3 separate regions of the Homo sapiens genome follow, and all the other regions are linked to region 2. A link is a loop called in an ENCODE intact Hi-C map of the cell type or tissue named here. Cell type or tissue: PC-3. All regions are shown on one strand.

The links. Hi-C counts contacts between places; a loop is a spot of excess contacts. Peaks named below come from ENCODE experiments on the same cell type or tissue, not always from the same donor. Only the 100,000 strongest peaks of a DNase experiment are listed, where the experiment ranks them.
Region 1: a loop joins it to region 2, with 5 times the contacts of the local background. A loop is called at or near these places in 34 of 110 quality-filtered maps.
Region 3: it touches region 2 in a loop (7-fold over the local background); 27 of 110 quality-filtered maps call a loop at or near these places.

Annotation. Positions count from the first base shown.
Region 1 is chr11:31,395,320-31,400,319 of GRCh38, forward strand. The region is part of intron 2 of DNAJC24 (DnaJ heat shock protein family (Hsp40) member C24); the gene reads left to right. Among named protein-coding and RNA genes, the nearest start is that of DNAJC24, 28 kb to the left of the region's middle. In PC-3, a CTCF peak has its summit at 2,115 (motif pointing right); no DNase peak of the experiment used is centred here.
Region 2 is chr11:31,956,130-31,961,129 of GRCh38, forward strand. No RefSeq gene overlaps it. Among named protein-coding and RNA genes, the nearest start is that of LINC03031, 83 kb to the right of the region's middle. In PC-3, CTCF peaks have their summits at 2,192 (motif pointing left) and 2,412; a DNase peak (open chromatin) is centred at 3,822; H3K27ac peaks cover 1,121 bases.
Region 3 is chr11:31,639,578-31,644,577 of GRCh38, forward strand. The region is part of intron 7 of ELP4 (elongator acetyltransferase complex subunit 4); the gene reads left to right. Among named protein-coding and RNA genes, the nearest start is that of ELP4-AS1, 130 kb to the right of the region's middle. RefSeq lists a silencer at 4,284-4,578. In PC-3, a CTCF peak has its summit at 2,088 (motif pointing right); a DNase peak (open chromatin) is centred at 4,494.

The DNA.
Region 1 (5,000 bases), 560 kb before region 2:
TACTATTGTGAGTAGTGCTGTAATGAACATACACATCCATGTCCTATGTGTCTTTGTGGTGTAAGGATTTATAGTCCATTGGTTTTATACCCAATAATGGGATTGCTGGTCGAATGGTAGTTCTGTTTTAAGTTGTTTGAGGAACCACCAAACTGCTTTCCACAGTAGCTGAACTTATTTGCATTCCCACTAGCAGTGTATAAGCATCCATTATTTTTTTACCTTTAAATGATAGTCATTCTGACTGTATACCCCAATTTTTAAAAAATTTAAATTTTGTTCAAAATATATTGACTCATAATGTGTTATTTGATTTTTACAAAACACTGTGAAGTATATGGACATATTTTTTATTCATTGACTAAATATTAAGGGTCTTGTAACGTGTCAGGCACTGTGCTAGGTGCTATGGATTTAGTGGTGAATGTGGACAAAGGTCCTTACTCTCATGAGTAGCTTATAGTTTGGCAAATATTCTTTTCATTTTTCAAACAAGGAAATTTTATACAGTTGAATAACTTTTCTGGGATCACAAGATTTGTAATAACAGAACCAGAATCAAAACTCAGTTTTTAGTATTTTAAAAATCAGTGTTGCTCCAGTTATCTCTTGTATCTTTAATTTCCCCTTTCCATTAGCTTTTTCCACTCATCCAGTAAAAGCTCTTCAAAAAATTCTTCATTGACCTTGGTTCTTTGAACTGTCACTCCTTTCTTCTTGCCAAACATTAATTGTCTACTATCCATTGGCTTCTCAGCCCACTCCATTTCACCACTGACAGTCTTCTAAACGGTGACTACCGAAGTGGCCAGTGTTCCTTTTTTGCCAAATGTAGTGGATTTACTGTGACATCTGATACTGTTGTAAGTCTTGAATTTTGAAATTTCTTCCTCTCTGGGCAGGAGCATGTCTTTCCTGATTATCTTCTTGCTTGTCTGACCACTGCTCTATTTTCTTTTCCAGGATCTATTCCTCTATGTGATATAAATGTCACTGTGCTTCTGAGTTTTATTTGACCCTCTTCACTTACAAGGAAATCAAGGATTCTTCATCTGAGGCTCAGGGGACTTTGGAGGTCGGTTAGCCCCTCAATTATATGCAAATTTTTATAAGATTCTTAGAGGAGTTCATAACTCAAAAAGGTTAAGACAGACTGCTCTCTGTGTATTCCTTTAGCTTTATCTGCTGCATGAGTGACTTCCAAATTTATGTCCCCTGCTTCCTATGTTTCCCCTTGTCTGACTCCCGCCTTTGATCTTCAGCAGCCTTAGTTTAGCATAGTTCCTCAGGAGGGCTACAGTAGCACAGTAGTTTTTTTATTGCCAATCTCCCTATCTATCCTCTTACCCATTCCATCCTACTATCAGTTTAGAATGTTTTTGTCTTTGAAACAAAAACATGATTATGTCCCTATCATGAAAATAATGTGGAGTTTTAATTAGGAACAAATCCACATTTCTTGGCATACTAAAAAACTCTCTATGATTTGACCCCAGTCTAGCTTTTCAACTTCATCTCCCTTTTCCCTATCCAACCATTCTTTCACTCATTCTTGGTCTGACTTACAGTTCTGCTTTTCGTAACTCTAATACCCATTTTAGTACTTTCTTGCCTTGTATTTGCTACTTCCCTCTCCCTGGAATACCTTTCCTTCCCAATCCTACACAGTTTCTCCATAGCCAACTCTATGCATCCTTCAAAACCTAGTCATATATCACCTTTATTATAAAACCTTCCCCAACTTATCCAAGTGAAAACTTTCTCATGCTGTCATCTTATTCATGCATCTATCCTTCCCAATGCATTATAATAAATTGTTGGCATGCCTACTCTTTACCACTAGACTGTGAGTCCCTCAAGGATAGGGATCCCTGTTTATTCATCATGGTATCTTCATTGGCTGGCACAATGTCTGGCTTGTTGTAAGGTAGTAAATAATTTTTTTTGATGGATAAACATTTTTACGATGCCAGTTTTACACGTGGGTTATATTTTCTCTGAAGCACAAAACCTTAAAAGAGTTTAAAAACATTTTAAAAACCATGTTTCATTTGTTAACTTGCATAAAAGATCAATGAATCGTTGACTGCTTCTTTAGGCAATATTTTACTAAGCAATAGGTGGCAGTAGTGTGTTGTACTTGACTTTACCTTTGTGATTTTTTTTTTTTTTTTCAGCTTTCATAATCTTAATGCAGTGTCAAAGTGTAAAGGACACAATTGCAGTACTCTGATACCTAACTTTTTGTAACATGATCATGTTTTAAGCAAGTGAGCATCTCATAGAAAATAAAGCAAAACAACAACAAAACACAGCCAAAGTCAGTCAATGTGCATCTCTTGCCTGTCTAAACTATATTCAGATTCATTAGAGAATTACAACTGCACGGTCTTAACAGCATTTCCTCACCAACTGTTTAACAGCTGCTTCAAAATAACAGTGATTTGCAATAATGAAAATCAAAAATTATCTCAGAGGATATGTGTTTCTTTTTTTTTTTTATTTTCCCCCGAGATGGAGTCTTGCTCTGTTGCCCAGGCTGGTGCGATCTCAGCTCACTGCAACCTCTGCCTCCTGGGTTCAAGTGATTCTCCTGCCTCAGCCTCCCGAGTAGTTGAGATTACAGGAGCGTGCCACCATGCCCAGCTAATTTTTGTATTCTCAGTAGAGATGGGATTTCATCATGTTGGCCAGGCTGGTCTCGAACTCTTGACCTCATGATCCTCCTGCCTCGGCCTCCCAAAGTGCTAGGATTATAGGCGTGAGCCACCACGCCTGGCCCAATATGTATTTCTTGGTATCCTAAGAAGCCTACTTAGGCCTTTATTTCAAAAATAGTGTATTAAGTTCATTGACTTTAACTACAGTTATTAAATGCTTTATTTTTCTTCTTTTACTCTTTTTTTTTTCCCTGTCAGTATTAAGGTCACCTATCTTGTTTATTGAGCTTCATTTAGTTGACTTTCTCTCATCATTAGGTATTTAGAATTAAGGATTGTTACCACCTCTCCAGCCTTATGCATGTAATCCCATCATTAATTTTGAACACCTATATATGAGAATGTTACATACCTGTATACCTATATATGTTAGTATATTTCATTTCACTTGTTGTTTCCTGTAGCTTATAAAGTTAAATCAGTTGAAGTTTTATTTAAAGAATATTTGTACATTTTAGGTCCACAGGAACATTTCTGCAAATAAAAGAAATAGATAACTTTTATAGGAAACAGTTTTAGCATTGATTCAAATAAGAGGTAGATAAAGATAATCTGTGACATTTTCTTTCTCATATCTTGTTTACTGTTTTTTTCCCATCTCAGGGGTAAAGCACCCAAGGGAATTCAAAGCCACTGAACTAGTATCATTAATATGGCAGAATGATCAAGATCAATTAATATAAGAAAAGCATGAAAGCGTTGACAGAACACACTACTTAATTAGTACCTGATGGCCTTGGTGGCCAGAGCAAGAGCTCTGAGTTGTTGTAGGAGAGCCCCTCTATAGGATCTGTATGTGTACATCGCCACTCTTATTTAGCAGGGATGACTTTAGTTTGACATCAGTTTCTTGAGTCCTTAATTGTATAAAAAAACATCTTTTCCCTGAACCCAGAGAGTAGGTGAAGTCAGCAAGTACCCTCCCTACTGCTAATCGTCATCTGGGGAAATTGGAGGTAAAGGGTTGATATCAGAATTCTCTCTGTAGCTTGTGTTGAATATATCATCAAAGACTTATTTGATTTGCTTTGGGGGAGTGGAGGTGTCTGGGTTTATATTTATATTGGATATTATGTAACCCACTGCACAAGATTTAAAATTGTTTTTATATCTTATGTGCAGTCATACAGGACAGGGGTTATGCTACACTTGCATATATTCAAAAGAGAAAAAAGGCATGTTACTAACAAAAGGAATTGGTATAACATTATATTTTAGAGTTAGTAAATCTCACAGTTTAAGGTATATTATAGAGGTTTTAAAAAAGGTTTTGCCATAAATTGCCATGGATTCAGTAATTCAACCACGTATCTTAACCTTTTACATTTCTTTATTTTTGTGAATTCTGTTTCTGCAGATCTATCTCTTAATTCTCTTTTTTTTTTTTTTTTTTGAGACGGAGTCTCGCTCCGTCACCCAGGCTGGAGTACAGTGGCACGATCTCAGCTCACTGCAACCCTGCCTCCTGGGTTCAAGCGATTCTTCTGCCTCAGCTTCCTGAGTAGCTGGGAGTACAGGCGCACGCCATCACGCCCAGCTAATTTTTGTATTTTTAGTAGAGACGGGATTCCAACATATTGGCCAGGCTGGCCTCGAACCCCTGACCTCGTGATCTGCCCGCCTCGGCCTCCCAAAGTGCTGGGGTTACAGGCGTGAGCCACCATGCCCAGCCTCTTTTTTTTTTTTTTAACTGTTTTTTCTTTTTTTTTTTTTTTTTTTTTTACTTCAAGCTCCAGGATACATATGCAGAATGTGCAGGTTTGTTACATAGGTATACATGTGCCATGGTGGTTTGCTGCACCTATCAACTCATCATCTAGGTTTTAAGCCCCTCATACATTAGGTATTTGTCCAGATGCTCTCCCTCCCCCTGTCCTCCACCTCTCAACAGGCCCTGGTGTGTGTTGTTCCCCTCCCTGTGTCCATGTGTTCTCATTGTTCAGCTCCCACTTATGAGTGAGAACATGTGGTGTTTGGTTTTCTGTTCCTATGTTAGTTGGCTGAGAATGATGACTTCCAGCTTCATCCATGTCCCTGCAAAGGACATGATCTCACTCTTTTTTATGGCTGTGTAGTATTCCATGGTGTATATATGCCACATTTTCTTTATCCAATCTATCACTGATAGGCATCTGGGTTGGTTCAAGTCTTTGCTATTGTAAATGTGCTGCATAAACATATGTGTGCATGTGTCTTTATAGCAGAATGATTTATAATCCATTGGGTATATACCCAGTAATGGGATTGCTGGGTCAAATGGTATTTCTGGTTCTAGGTCCT
Region 2 (5,000 bases):
TGGGTGGTGAGCCTGGGTCAGGCAGGGCCTCTCAGGCTATGGGAAGATGTTTCCATGAGAGTACCGTGACATGTACTCCTCTCTTATGGAGGAGAGGTCACCTACACATGTCACTGTACTCTCATGGAAACCGGAACCTATTGGCTTGGGATCCTCTTGAGATCTGGGATAATCTCATGGCCTGGGATTCTCTTGAGGGTCTCAGTCACCTCCCTATCCTGGCATAGAGTGAAATAACTGAGGCTTGAATGAAAGTCTTCCTCCAAGTCAGCCATCAGAAACATGCCTTATCTGAGTCAGGAAGAGTTTAAATTCATGGCTTCGTAGGAAGGTCTGTGAGTCAGGCCCAAGCTCAGGGCGTTTCTACAGGCCCTTACACATGCTATGTATGTGGGGACAGGGGTGGACTGAGGCATTTCAGTAGTCCTGAGTCACCTCACCCACATAGACACCAGCTGCACTAAACTTTCCAGGTTGATGAGGTTAACTCTGAAGCCCTCCTGCCATTATTTCTGGATCCCTGAATTTCCCTGCAGTGTTCTTTCTCTATCCACACTGTTCGCCTGCTACATCTTGCTGCTCAAGCTTCTTCTTGGGGTACCCCCTTAGCTCAGCTTAAAAATTACATCCCTTATTTTTTAGCCATTCTCTCATCCTCATAAAAATTTCTATCTCCTTAATGCAGACATTAGCAAGAAAGCAATCTAATTGAAAAAATTCATGCTAAGGTGTTGGTATCACCATCACACTCATGGGGGTATTTGATTGTTGAAAAAAGAAAGATATGTGCCCAGATTACAGCATTTACTCAATGCATTGAGGACACACATGTTTGCCAAGGGATGGGCGTTAGAAAGATAAGAGAAAGGTTTAGGAATGGTAAGCCTTCCCAAATCTCCTAAAACCTTGTGCCTAAGGCTAACTTTGTTTCCAGATCCCAAAAGACAGAAAAGACAGTCCTCCACATTTGCAAGCCAAGATCAAGGTAGCTTGATGGTCTGAGGACAGGATAGTTACAAAGCACAGTTAGATTCTTAAGGTGCCTGCGTGCCTACCATTGGGTCAGCCCCAATCTGAAACCAGCTTCTCCGATTGGGGTTAAAATAACACCAAAACAAAACAAAGCAAAACAAAAAAACAAAAAAATAAACAAGGATGAAGCAACATATGTTGGAAACCTACGTGTATGTTATTTTATTTACTCTTCATCACAATCCCATGATCAGATTGTATATTGTCCCATTTTCCAGATGAAACTGAGGCTCAGAAATATTTAGTGATTTTCCCAGGGTCATGCAAATATACTTAAAGCACTGGGATTCAAACCAGGCCTGTCTGACTCCAAAGCTCCATTCCTCCTCCTGTGCCTCAGGGTTAAAACTCTATCCTAAGGCGGTGGCAGCTGTCCCGGCCAGGGCATTCTGAGAGCCACTTGCAGCTCTTCCATTTACCAGGTTGAGATTTACTTCCTGTCTCTGGGCTTCAATTTTCTCATCTAGAAAACTGGGAGACAGACGAAGTTCTTTGAGGTTCCCTTGCAGGCCTAAGCATCACCGTGTTGGGTGATTCTTCCTTTGATAAGTCAGTGTACAGCTCATTTGATGTGCAAATGTCAAAATGTCAGCAGTGCCATGAACCCTTGAGCATTCGGCTCCTTAGAGAGAAGCCTCTTGAAGGGCGGCAGGAGGTGGGCCACCTTGGACCGGCAAGTCCACAGAGGCCTGGAGAGATGTGGTGCACAGGAGAGAGGTAGATCCTCCAGCTAACCCTGGGATTTCCCGGGGAATGGGCATTTGTGTACCTCCTTGTGGACAGGGCCTGAGCCCATGGCCCGATGATCACCTGAGTTTTTACAAGGTGGTTGAGAGTTTGGGTGTGTTTTTCCTCTCTCCTTTTGAAAACCAAGAGGTCAGCGTGAGTGTAATTCTGACACATGAAATCTGCTCCTTGTTTGGAAACACCCTTTTCAAATAAATCTTGAGATGGGATTAAGAGAACAGTTTTGGCTCGTTTTCAGGACTGTCATCTGTTGAACATCTCCCAGCTCATTTGAAGGAAGTGACAGAAGAGAGTGAGATTTCAAATCAGGGAAATTGGCGACAGGCTCTGCTCAAATTGGCCTCCCCACCTCCAGCGTGCAGCCCGCAGAAAACAAAAGCTCCGGAGTAGGAAAGTGACACAGCGCCACCTCCCGGTAGCCTGGCCGGCCAAGGCCTCTGGCTTAAGCGGGCCTCTGGCCTGCCAAAATGCCTGGGGAGGGAAGAGCTGTGTCTCTGCACTCATAAGATGGGAACAGGGGGGTTCTGGGAGCTCCAAACGTTTCAGTTCACAGTGTGTGCAGTCGTGTGTCTTGCGCATACACACATGCACATAGACAGCCAATTTGAACACCGAGGATTAACTTGTCTTAAAGGGGCAACTCTCTCGTCCATCTACTTTTAGGCAGATTTTAAAGACGATCATAGTAGTTAGCATATGGACTTTGGAGCCTGGTTGCCTGGGTTCAAATCTCAGCTTGGCACTTAATAGCTGTGCAACCTTGGCCAACTTACTTAACCTCTCTGTGTCTGTTTCATCTCCTACAGAATAAGGATAATAAGAGTATCAACCTCAGAGGATCACTGCAAGAATTGAGTGGGATACATATGACGTGCTTAGCACAGTTTGTGGCCCATGGTAAGTGCTCAGTATGTATTAGCTATTTTTGGTATTCAATTAAATATAGCTCACACATTTTTTTTTTCTTCTTTACACCCACCTGTTCGGCCATTTCTAACTGCCTGTTGGCTTATACATCCTATGCAGATGTTTCTGGTTCAAGGAAGATAATGCTAAATCCACAGTTTTGCTGAAATAATTGACCCTACCCAAACGCACACCCTAAACTGAATGAACTACTTGGCAGATTTTGAGAAAAATCATCCTTGGGTAACTCCCATGTATTTTTTTTGTTTTTGTTTTCGAGCAGCCTGGCTGTGCAGTTGGGGCAGTTGATGCTTCAGAGTAAACCCAGGAAGGCTTCATGGGCCTGTGGATGATACATACAGCACTCTCAAATGTTGAGCTTCAACTCATGAGGCAATATTAGTCCTGGATTTTCCTACATTTGTCTGTAGATTGCTCCAGGGACACTGGCAGATGAGGAAAGGGTTTCATTTCAAGCCTTCCTGCTACATTTGAGCCAGAAGGTCTCTGGGAAGCTCCTTCATGGGGCCAGACTTGGGATGTGCATCCATCTTGATGGAAAGTTCTCCCAACCTAGAGAAAAGATGGTGAGGCAACAGGCTGCCAAGGTCAGAGGCTGGTCTTTCCCAAAGTCAACCGTAAATCAAAGCCTCCAAGGTGACCGACCACGTGTCACAGACACCAGCTCTGCAGTCTCTGAGCGGGTGGCACAGGGCTTGATGACAGGAGGCCACCCCTTCCCCAGCCCATCTGCTGCTAGGGAAGACCAGCGTGTGGGCTGTTCATTGCCACCAAGGAGGTTTTCCTGCTGTTTACTGAGGTTTAACTCTCCTTGTAAAGGAGGGCCTGGCCCAAACATCTGTTTCATCAAAGGGGTTGGAGTCTTGGAGACACAAAAGCTTCTCTCAGTGGCTCCATTCTATGGCCTTTATCGCTCCCAGAGTCGTCCTATTAATATGCTGAAACAGCCATGACTTTGCCACTATGAACGTGTCTAGGGAGCACAGCCAGGTTTCAGGGTGAGGAAGGAGAGAAAGGGAGAGTCCTTTGAATCCCCTCAGACTTTACACTTGGCTTCCTCTTATGGGTAAGACTTAACCATGACTCACCTGTTTTAGAATGTTTTGTTAGCCAATCCCTGATTTGCTTGAAACCTCCAAAGTCTCAAGAAAATAGCCTCAAGGGAACTTGGAGCTAAGTCGCAATGTCTCAGGCCTAATAAATAAACTGCATATGAGGACAGCACATGATCGAAAGAGCAAATGCCAGACCGGGAATCTTCAGGTCCAGCACTTGGAAGTCACTGGGATTTTTGCAGAAAACCATGAAGCATTAACGTTTTAAGTTTAAAGGATTAAATAGATAATTTAGGGCTACATCTGACTGTGGAGCCCTGGAGTCTCCTGCTATTTATTGGCTATTTAACTCTGCAGTAGTTACTTCACGTCTCTGAAACTCCATTTCCTCATCTGTCAAAGGGACGGAAAATACTGGGGTGAGGACTTAATGACAAATAATATGTTTTACTCCCTCTAGTGCTTGGCACGTAGACACTCAAACAATGGTAACCAAGTAACAAAAGTTTAAGAGAAATGTGTCAGAGAAGAAGCTAACTTGAGAAATGCTTTTCCATTGAAATTATTATTATTTAAAAAGTTTTGTTTTTGTAAATTGGGAAAAGAGTGCCACAGCTTGATGATAGTGGAGTGGCAGACGTGTTGTATGGCCCGGCTAGGGCAGGCGGCCCTGATATATGCAGCGGTGTGGCTTCCTGTGCTAGGTTAGGGTTCTCAACCTTCTCTACCTATGACAACACACCTATCCAGTGGCATGAGGTTGCCCAACCCACTCTCCTCATTGATGACAGGTTCGAATCCTAGCTCGATCACTAGCTTTGCATTATCTTGGGCAAGTAAATGAGTGATATGAATAGTACCTACCTTCCAGGTTTTGGGGGGTGGGTGGGTAACTGTGATTATGTAGATAAAGCACTGAGGACAGTCTTGAGCACAAAATAAATGCTCAATCCAAAAGAAAAAAATGCGTTCATGATTTCTGTATGATTTTCAGCCCCAGCTATAACCCCGTCTTTTTCACTCAGGGAAGCAATTTGGAAAATAACACTGTGATAGGGATACTCTTGAATCTGCTCAAAAATTGCTAAAACTCATTCACACATAGATTTAATCATTATCAGTAACAAATTATTTGTGAATGACTTCATAACTGTTGTAGATCACAAGTCCTCAAACGCAAATGGGTGCCATACTTTTCTCCAGGCTGCGTGAAATCTGCATTTGCTTCAGGTGGCTGCT
Region 3 (5,000 bases), 320 kb before region 2:
AAACTTTTTACACAAACTCTAAATTATCTATAAAGTTCTGTCTATATTAAGCATAGTAGTATATGTATAACTTTGTCTTTGTGTAAATATGCATATTGAATAAGAACAGGATATATTTTAAATCGTCAGTAAGGATATATTTTAAATTGTCATTTTCATCTTTAAAAGAGAAGTACGATTCAGAAACCTTTCATTACACTTAATCTAACCAAAACATATTCAGTAAACCATAAAAAAAATTTGGTTTAAAATATTTTTCCTTTCTCTAAAATAACTTTGTGATGTTCTTGTTCATACTGTTATTCATTCTGTAGTTCCTATAATGGTAGTAGTTATTAGCTAAAGGGCTATTTAGGGCCAAACTTTTCAAATGTATCAATGATATAAATAGTGAAATGTCTCATCACGGTATGGAGATTGAGTCATCTGTTTGGACATATGGAATCTTTGGCTGCTGGACTGCATCATCTTTATAATGCCCAGTGTCCAAGGATGGACACAACTGTTCTGGGAGCAGAAGGGGGTGTGGGGAGCCCTGTGTGTTCAAGCTACATGAATATGGTAGGAGAAAAAGAGGGGAAATGATCTTTTACATTATTTTTATCATAAACTATCTTCTATATCACTTTTTGTGTATAGAAAACAAGTACAACTTTATTTAATTTTTCATTTATTTTACAAATAAAATTACTAAATTTTTTTCTTTGGCATTGTAAGATATCTGAAAAATACCTGTGAGAAAACATGAGTTTTGAATTATTCCTATTTATATACTTGGTTACGTACTTTCCCTTAAAGAAAGATTACCGTCATCAAATGTGAATGATACTTATTTTTTAATGTTGAGACCAAACATGCTTGTAAACAATTACAATTTAAAGCTGTTTAAGTACCACGTCAGATATTATGTCCTAGTGTTATGTTTTATCCCTTTCCTATTAATTACATTATTATTGCTATATGAAGAGTTCTTGCTTCTTTAATAATGTTTTCGCACCCTATGTAGTTAATCTTTAATGTTGGGAAGGACAGGGGAGAGATTAAATTAGGCTTGTAACCTCTTTTTCTTCCAGGCTGATGATAGAAAATAAAAGCTCTTAGCCACAAAATGTAACACTTAGAATTAATATTTAATTAGACTAGCAAATTGTACACTGTGGCTGAAAGCTTCCAAAGAGTTGTTAGTGCCACAATTGACCTACAGGTTTAATAATAACTCACTTCTAGAAGCAAGTGCCAGTTCAGCATAGTAGAGCCACTGTAAGAAAGTCCTGAGAGATTAAAATCAGCAAACCAAATGGCAGGCAAGGATTCCTGGGATGGAGCCTTCTGGAAAGCTGGGAGCTGGAATAGCTTTTAAGCCAGGATTCAGATGAGAACAGTGGGTGAAAAAGCTGATCCCTCCTGTTCTGGGAGCTTCTGGTTGTAGGCCAAAATCTTAGAACAGATTTTTACTAAATGTTTTTGCTGCAGCTATTAACTTACATTGAAAATCAAATATTGAATAATTTTTCTGTAAAATTTAGCAAACTTTTTGTGTCAACATTAGTTCTTAATTTCTTACATATTAGTACATAATATCTGTAAACTCAGATCATTAGATTATCAGATAGGTTTGGCGCTGTACATCTATGCTGTTTTGCTGTGACATGCTGTTTCCTTGTTCCCTGTATAGTTGATTTATATGGTTCATTTCTATATTATTTCATTACGGGGCATTATGCAGAGCCTGAGAAAGAGATTGTGAAGTCTGTAGCCCAAGAATTTTTTTTCTTCAAGAAAGTGTATATATCAACAAACATAATTCAAAGGCATTCTTAATTTTTAAAGGCCTTATATTATAAAAGCAATGCTATATTTTATGTTTATGATGCACTTAAATTACAAGATAAATAATTTGACCTCCTGGTGAAACATTGGATCTTTATATTTTTGCCAAATTGATCTGGTGAAAATAAGACACCCTGAGTTTGAAAATGCGCAGACTGAAAGGGGGGCACCTTACATAATTTATTGATAGTATCTTAAATAATTAAAGAAAAGCTAGTCATTTGTTCAAAATTCAAGCAGGTGAGGACCTTGCCAGCAGAGGGAGTAGTTCTGTCTTCCGTCAGGTTCCCATCATTTTCCCACCTGCCTCAGCCTTTTTCCCAGCCAGTCTCCCATCTGGACCTGGCTCTTGTCAACCTGCTCCTGATGACAGGCTATAATTTTATACTCAATATGGGATTATTCTAAGCTGATTTTAAACTTTAGTATCTTTAACCTGCTACTGCATCACAAACATCAGCTGGATGCTCTGTTTGATATTTGGATATTAGCAATTGTTTTTCAAGGCAGGGCGTGAGCTTTTGGACATCTGTGAATTGCATTTTAGGGTTTCAAGTATCAAAGTACTAAAAAAAGATTTCTGATTTAGGAAGTTTCCCATAAAACATTTTTAATCATGAAAGACAAATTTTTCTGTGGGTAGATTTCTTAATATGAAACTAGATGTATAGTTAAGAAAAATGCCTACAATTAATTTTGAATATTATACCATTATTCTGTCCAGCCTATTCATTTCAGTATTTTGTTCATCCCATTTCTGACTTTTCAGAATATGTAAGTTTTTGTAATGTTTTATAGAATAACTTACTGAAAAAGAAACAAAACTAATATAAATAAATGTTCTGCAAAGTATGTTTATTTGAATATTTGAAGCCAGTGTAAATATAATATAAACAATATTTCTGAAAGTAAAACAATGTGTTCTTAAAAAAAGTCTCAATTATAAAGAACCAATATTTTCATATCAAAATTTAGAATATTGAGTATTTGACCATGTAGAAAACACAAAAAGTTGTGGCTCCATTGCCTATTCCTAGTAAAATTTGATATCTTAGCAGTTTTTTTCACCATCAAGGTTAGGAATATTTGCCATTAGCCCCTTTGTGGATACGTTTTGAGCTTTAGGATAAAGAACCAAAATATGTTTGTTTTACAGTTTTCCTATGTGAATATTACTATATGATGCTAGGCAGATAATGTTACATTTAGAATTTTTTTAATTTACAGAAGTTCCTCTGTATTCTAAAATTAACCATGACTTGAAGTTCCGTGTTAAATCTGGAAAGATTTAATCTAATACCGTCATCAGTTTATTACAAATATTCTAAATTTCATGATTATGAACAGAATTATTTTCCCACTATCAAATATTTTTTAATAAAATAAAAATCTAATCCACAGAAGCAAGTGACAACTCTGGAGGAAGTGGGACAAGTTTGTAAAAAGTTAAAAATGTAGTATAAATAACTTTTTATTATTTCACAGTCTTGATTACTGTAGAATGGAAAACCTAATAAGCATGGAAAAATAAATGTCTTATTAAATATCCCCATATTTATCCTTGGATCCAAGCTTATTTTTTGGATTACAGAACAAAGAAAGGTCTTAAGTTCTCCTATATTCATGTTCTCTGCATATCATTTTTCAGAAAATGTTATAAATTGAACTGTTGATTATGACATACTTGCTTTTCTTGTGGGTACTCCCCTCCCCGCTCTCTCCCAACACACAACCACTACATCATGTATTATGGTCAAACGTAAAGTAACTTAAATATTTATCTAAGTCTTCAAAATTAACTTAATAGTGCTTTCGGGCTATTATAGCCCCAAATCTGTTATTTGTGCCATACTCAAATGAGAGCTCTTCCTTTCATATTATTTTTCCTATCTTTCTTAAATAGTATAGAGTAACTCAGGAACTTGCTCTTACTTGAGGCGTTGCATAAATGCTTTATGTTGATTGATTTACCCCTTTCAAGCTTCTTGATAATTAAGTTATTGGTTAATTACTTCTTAATCCTCTTACTAAAATTTTTTCTGGAAATATATTTTGTGTTCGTACAAATTGCATCTTTTATACTGTTGAGATAATTAGTTTTGGGAAAATAAGGAAATATTGAGGGTTTAAGGTATTCTGATTGTTACTTGGTAACTCTAAGTAGATATCTGAACCATTTTTATTAGAAAATTGTAGGAGCTTTAAATGGCAGTGATTAAATTTTTATCTCTTAACAAAATTCATAGTTTTGACTTTAAGAACTTTGATCTGAAAGGGAGCATTAAATTAATCTTCCTTAATTTAAAATCCATTTAACAGATTTGTTTTACCCTAATAAAAAATGTATTACCATTGTATAATGGCAAACAGGAAACACTCTATGAAACCAAACAGAGAACAGTCAAAACAAATACTCTGAAGGTTTTTTTTTGAAATTAAAATTGAAATACAAAGGTAGAAGACTGGACAATCTGATTTGCTTTGCTTATTTGCAACACCATTTGACATATTTTAAATTTAAATGATTAATTAAATTATGTTGCAACAGAAAACTTTAAGAGCCCTTTATGTAACTTAATACAATGCTATTTGAGATTGCCAGCAAACTCTTAAAACTCCTGGACACTGGCTTTCCTCTCTTCTGGCTTCCCTCCTAGTCATGTCTTGGCTACTATCCAGAGCTGACAACTCTCACCCAGGAGCGCAGGGAGATTTGTCTAGGATAAGAAGGATTTTTGAGCCATCCTACATTTTAATATCCAGATGGGCAAGGAGGAGGGGTGGCAATATCATTGTACATACTTGGGTGATGTCATTATAACATACATACACCATAAGCATTAATTTACCCAGATTGGTGAATTCTGAATGTCCTTACTGAAATGTTCCGTACTGGAAACGATATTGTAACAACTTGAAAATTAATGCAAAGATTATGTTCAAATTTAAGTAATTGACGTACAAATGCCTCTACTTCTCCATTTCTATCTATTAATATATACTGAAGACCAAAGGGGTTTTACATCTTGGTGAATAACATAAAAACACTTGGAATCTGTTAAAATGAGAATATGGATGTTCCAGTTTCAAGGCCTCTGCTCAGATCATTATGCTAAAGCTTTCTGAACACTGCTGGTTATATTATGACAATTTATTATCCATAGTGTATT